Regions from separate parts of the Homo sapiens genome. Here region 2 is linked to region 1. Evidence: read pairs that join two places in POLR2A ChIA-PET (ENCODE). Cell type or tissue: MCF 10A. All regions are shown on one strand. Links, peaks and the distances in the headings refer to the core of each region. The heading gives the core; the rest is flanking DNA.

Region 1 (2,919 bases), core at 147-2,646:
ACTCATCCCAGAAATGTTGCTATAAGTCCTAACCACCTTCAATTCAGAATTCTACCTCTACTACTACATAGAACTGTTATAACAGGGAAAAGAGAAACTTCACTTTCATATTAATGATTATCAAAAAAAAAAGATCTCCTTCACAGTTGAATTTTTAAAGACATACTTTATATAGTCTACTTAGTGCCATGTTCTAATTTTTAGTAACTAGAAAATTGAAACATAATCAGTATGATGGGAATATTTTCTTTGGTCTTTTTTAGTTCTGAGAATGTTTGAAGACTTGAGTTATTTTTACATGGACTACTTGAAGGTGATGATTTTTTTCGTCCTTATGTTTTACATCTTAAAATGTTTTATAAATGGTAAAAACAGAAATAATCCATTTTCTTTTTCAACAGGGGGCCCAGGCAAGACTTCCTTTGCCAAGATTCAAACAGATACTCCCTTCTCAACACAGGATGAATGTGTATAACAGAATAAAACTTAAAGCTCACGTTTAGATTTTTTTCAGTTTTTTACTAAAAAGAATCTAATATGTTTACTAAATAATAGACAACAGAAACATGAATTCTACATTGCCATCTATGACCCTTAGTCTAATAGACCAAGTCTTATTAAAACTAGTAAAATTTTCATTATGCAAGACACAATTTGTCAGTAATTGAAAAAGGTCTACAAAATTAACAAATAAATACTACTCTGACACTAGAAAGCTGGCAATGATGATATAAGCTTTAGTCTTCTCATAATCAGAACTCTGGAAGATTAATCAACATTTTAACACTTCCCATCTGTACAACTGCTCAAGGTAGTGCTTACTGTCACTTGACAAGTTGCTTAGCATTGCAAAATTTGATAATTCATGTCTTACTGAATTTTTACTGACTTGGAAGAAAATAAAACACCAATTAAAAGCAGATGTCACCTTTAATTCTAACTGGCTGAGAAACTTAATTTTTTCACCCAATGCAGTGATAGGACGCATGTAGATGACAGCTTGGACAGTTAAACACTCAAAGTCACTGATATCCCTCACAAATTTGCAAGCGATTTACCAGAACTTAATCCCACAGGGCTTTTATCTGGCAAGCATCCAAAAACAACAGTTTCAAGTAGTCATCTAGAAGGTAAATTTACATTTTTTACAAAGGCTACAAACACTAATCAGAACATTACTAAACTAATATTCTCAAGACTTGCATTTTTATCCTCATACACATAAACATTTTCCATGTTGCTCCTCTGTTAAAACTCTACCTAATTAAAAAAACTAATATAAAGACTTAAACTGTGACTAACATGCCTTTATATTTAAATGATCCAAGTGCTAAATCACATCTAACTGGATTTACAGTAAAATAATAAAAATCGGACTTGAGTCCTGACATTTGTCAATGTTTTTCAATAATGTAAGTCATAAATTCACTCACTTTTGATTCTAACCACCAATTCTGAACAAATTCTCTTAAGCTGCAAGTTTTGACTAGCACCACAAAGATAAATAAGTAGACAGATACATGGGTAGATGTATCATACAAACACACAGAAACAGCAATATCAAAACGTACCTTCTTGCAATAAACCCAAATTTTTATACACATGTAAATAATTAAACTTAAAATGTATAAAGAATTATAACATTTTCTTCTAAAAACAGCTAGGCCTGAGTTTTCTAAAGCTACACCATCTATGCATGAAGTAACTTGTAATCAAATCCCAAGTTCCAAAAATGCTTCATTTTAATATATGAAGTTTTTCTACAAAAAGAAAATTTCTGGATTTTCCCAAACACCACAATTTCAGAGTCCTGTCTCTATCCCCAACAACACTGACCACAGCCTCCACAGTTATTCTTTACTGATCTATGCAAGCTTTCAAAAGCCAGAACAAGCTGGTACCTACCAATCAGGCAAAGATGGAAAAAATGAGTCCCAGAAGGAATCATCACAAAGATTCCAATCACAATCATCTGATCCCTAAGAACCGAGGCCTATCAAGCCCTTTGCTTCTGAAAACTCATTGCATAACGATCAGACTTGGCTTCATAGTTAGAAGGGGTACAGGAACCAGGTAGATCCTGTAGTATTCACATCTTACGTCTAACACAGAGTATTTTCACTTTAACGAAGTCTGCCATGAAAAAAGAATTTGGAGAAGATGAAATGGAAAAGCAGTCACAAAAAGAGGATTTAAGGGGAGAAGCTACCTGCGACAACTTTTGTAGGCCTCATCTTTGCATTTTCATCCTGCTTTATGCATTGCTAATCAGAGATCCACTGGAAGCTTCAGAACCAACTGAAAGGCCTGGCAGGGTATTTGGCTTTCAATTCTTCTACTCTGTTTATTCCCAATATATATTCATCAGGCTTAGAAACAACTCTTGAACAAGGGCAGCCTCTCCACAATGAAATGTAAATTACTGACATGTGCTGAAACCTGGACTTGCCACCACTAATGAGCACATTAAAGGAAAATGCTCACTAGATGACTGCAACCTTTTCACTTAACCCTGTGTGCACGGAAAGCCACAATTCAACATCAATTAAAGATGCTAGCTGCAAAACAGAGCAGCCTGTCACCACTCTCACTACCTTATAGATGGAAAGTTAAGACAAATATAAATTGCTTACATTTCATCAACTAAAAATAGTGTGCAAAACATTAGTAGACATGTGGCTAAGATTTGCAAAACTTCTCTAAAAGTTGCAATACTTTCAAACAGTTTCCTAAGAGAGCAAATAGGATCTAAGGTTTGGGGGAAAAAAAAATCAACAATGTACTAATCTATTGGTTTATTCATTAATTCGATCAACAAACTCTAGACTCAGAGATCTAAAACTCACCAGGGACTTGACAAGACTGAACAAAGCTCAGAAGCTTGTCAAGAAAAAAATAAATCATAATAACCAATTACTT
Region 2 (2,919 bases), core at 200-2,699, 140 kb after region 1:
AACTTTTGCAATTTTACCTGGCTAGTGAACATCAGGACTAGGACTCAAATCTAAGTAGTTCTGTTGAAACGTATAACCTAAGAAGGTGAAATGAAATCTATGTTTCATGGGACAGAAAGCATGGTTTTCCAGGCAGGGCTAAACTAAAAACTAAGTTAGAGATAAGATTACAGTTTACATAGCAATTATAGTTAAAAGTTTAAACTTCTCAGCCGAGCGCGGTGGCTCACGCCTGTAATCCCAGCACTTTGGGAGGCCAAGATGGGTGTATCACGAGGTTAGGAGTTCAAGACCAGCCTGACCAACATGGTGAAACCCCGTCTCTACTAAAAATACAAAAATTAGCCAGGTGTGGTGGCACCCGCCTGTAGTCCCAGCTACTCAGGAGGCTGAGGCAGGAGTATCGCTTGAACCCAGGAGGCAGAGGTTGCAGTGAGCCGAGATCATGCCACTGCACTCTAGCCTGGGCGACAGAGTGAGACTCCGTCTCAAAAAAAAAAAAAAAAAAAAAAAAAGTTTAAATTTCTCTTAGATGAGGGTTACATTTGGGACTCCTCCCCCTACTACCAAGCTCCCAGCACTCAAGTGCCTTTGTACAGCCTCTTGGTGTCAAAGGCCCACCCCTACAACATATGGTGGCCCATTATTGTAATATTTCCCAACCTCTTGCCTTCCATCAGAACTTTCCTGAGTATTCCATGAAACTGATTATCTAAACTTAAGATTCTAAAGCACATCAAATTATGAATGAAGATCTAGGTTAGCATGTTACACATTTGTATTTTAACTGGGACCCACTGAACACAGCACCTGAATTCAAGTCAAGGACACAAATTAGAAAATCCAGGCACTTTGGTGGGAGGTCAGTGGCTCAGAGCTCCCTTCAAATTATAAAAAGCTGTCTGAAAAACAGAAAAAAAAAAATTGTCTGCTTCATGAAGTCTTTTTTTTTTAAACAAGAATTTGCATTTATCTATGAGGTCTTATTTTTACTGTGTAATATATTTTCATGATTAAAAAATTAAATAATATAGGCAGGGTATGGTGGCTCACGCCCATTATCCCAGCACTTTGGGAGGGCGAGGTGGGCAGATCACTTGAGGTTGGGAGTTCGAGACCAGCCTGGCCAACGTGGTGAAACCCTGTCTCTACTAAAAATACAAAAAAATTGGCCAGGTGTGGTGGTGCACGCCCGTAATCCCAGCTACTTGGGAGGCTGAGGCACGAGAATCCCTTGAACCCGGGACGTGGAGGTTGCAGTGAGCCGAGATCACACCACTGCACTCCAGCCTGGGGGACAGAGTGAGACTCCATCTCAAAATAAATAAATAAATAAATAAATAAATAAATAAATAGCATAACATAAAAAGATATTCACCAACAAGCCTTAGCTGCCTCTCGAGTTGTAGGGAGAAGCATTTTTATTCATTTTTTTGTAAATTCAGTATTTCTTTTCTTTTTTTTTTTTGAGACGGAGTTTTGCTTTTGTCGCCCAGGCTGGAGTGTAGTGGCAGAATCTCAGCTCACTGCAACCTCTTCCGCTGGGTTCAAGCGATTCTCCTGCCTCAGCCTCCTGAGTAGCTGGGATTATAGGCGCATGCTACTGCACCCAGCTAATTTTTGTATTTTTAGTAGAGACGAGGTTTCACTATGTTGGCCAGGCTGGTCTCGAACTCCTGACCTCAGGTGATCTGACTGCCTCGGCCTCCCAAAGTGCTGAGATTGCAGGCGTGAGCCAACGCACCCGGCCAACTCAGTATTTCTTTATATAACACAAGCAAATGGTATTTTCCTCTTATACAAAAGATAGCTTAATATATAAACTGGTCACCTCCATGCTTTGTTCACTTTCAGTACATCCCAGAGATCTCTCTATGTATTAGTACCCTGAGATCGTCCTCATTCTCTTTTACAGCTGCTTAGCACTGTATTTTGTGGATATACCGCTGCTTATTTAACTAGTCCCCTATTGCTGGACACCTTGAATTGTTTCCAATCTTTTACTATAAGCAATGCCACTAAGATATCCTCGTATATGCAGATATATCTGCATGATAGATTCCTAGAAGTGGATATGCTAAGTCAAAGGATGTGGTAGACAGAATAATGCTCCCCAAAAAGATGTCCATGTACTAATCCCAACAAAGTGTGAATATGTTACCTTGTATTCAAAAGGAATTCTGAAGAAGTGATTGATTTAAAGACCTCCTTACTTCCACCCTGAATATGAGTGTAATCACAAGGGTGCTTATGAAAGGGAGGCAGGGGAGCCACCGTGGCTCAGGCCGGTTGCCCTGGCACTCGGGAAGGCGAGGCTACATGTTCAAGGCCAACCTGGTCAACATTGATTTAAAAAAAAAAAAACCTTAAAAAAAAAAGAAAGGGAGGCAGGTCAGAAAGGAGAGAAGATGCCACAGTACTGCCTTTGAAAATGAACGAAGGGTCCATGAACCAAGGAACGCAGGCAGCCTCCAGAAACTGGAAATGACAAGAAAATAGATGCTTCCCTACAGTCTCCAGAAGGAACACATCTGTGAAGACCCATTTTAGACTTCTGATCTCCAGAACTGTAAAATAATAGATTTGTGTTATTTTAAGCCACTAAGTCTGTGTCAATTTGTTAGGCAGTAGGAAACTAAGACAAAAGGTAAATGTAACTGTAAAGTTTCTATATATATAACCAAATTTCCTTAATAAAGTTTGTACCTTTTTGTTCTTAAACCAGCAATATACCTATTTTCCCTTTTCTCACCTCTCCAACAAAGTGTGTTATTAAACTCTAGAATTTTTGCACATAAGATAGGTGATAAATGATTCATCTCAAAAGGGTTTTAATTCATGAGTGAGGTTGAACATCATTTCACGTACTTAAGATTTCTTTTTCTGAAACTGTTAAAATACTTTCTACATTTTTCTACT

What was found. Peaks named below come from ENCODE experiments on the same cell type or tissue, not always from the same donor. Only the 100,000 strongest peaks of a DNase experiment are listed, where the experiment ranks them.
Region 2: POLR2A ChIA-PET joins it to region 1 with 5 read pairs; 5 of 35 experiments call an interaction of 5 or more read pairs at or near these places.

What each region holds. Positions count from the first base shown.
Region 1 is chr13:100,175,120-100,178,038 of GRCh38, reverse strand. The region is part of intron 6 of PCCA (propionyl-CoA carboxylase subunit alpha); the gene reads right to left. Among named protein-coding and RNA genes, the nearest start is that of PCCA, 87 kb to the right of the region's middle. In MCF 10A, for the core only: no CTCF peak of the experiment used is centred there; a DNase peak (open chromatin) is centred at 1,088.
Region 2 is chr13:100,031,263-100,034,181 of GRCh38, reverse strand. No RefSeq gene overlaps it. Among named protein-coding and RNA genes, the nearest start is that of LINC00554, 35 kb to the right of the region's middle. In MCF 10A, for the core only: no CTCF peak of the experiment used is centred there; no DNase peak of the experiment used is centred there.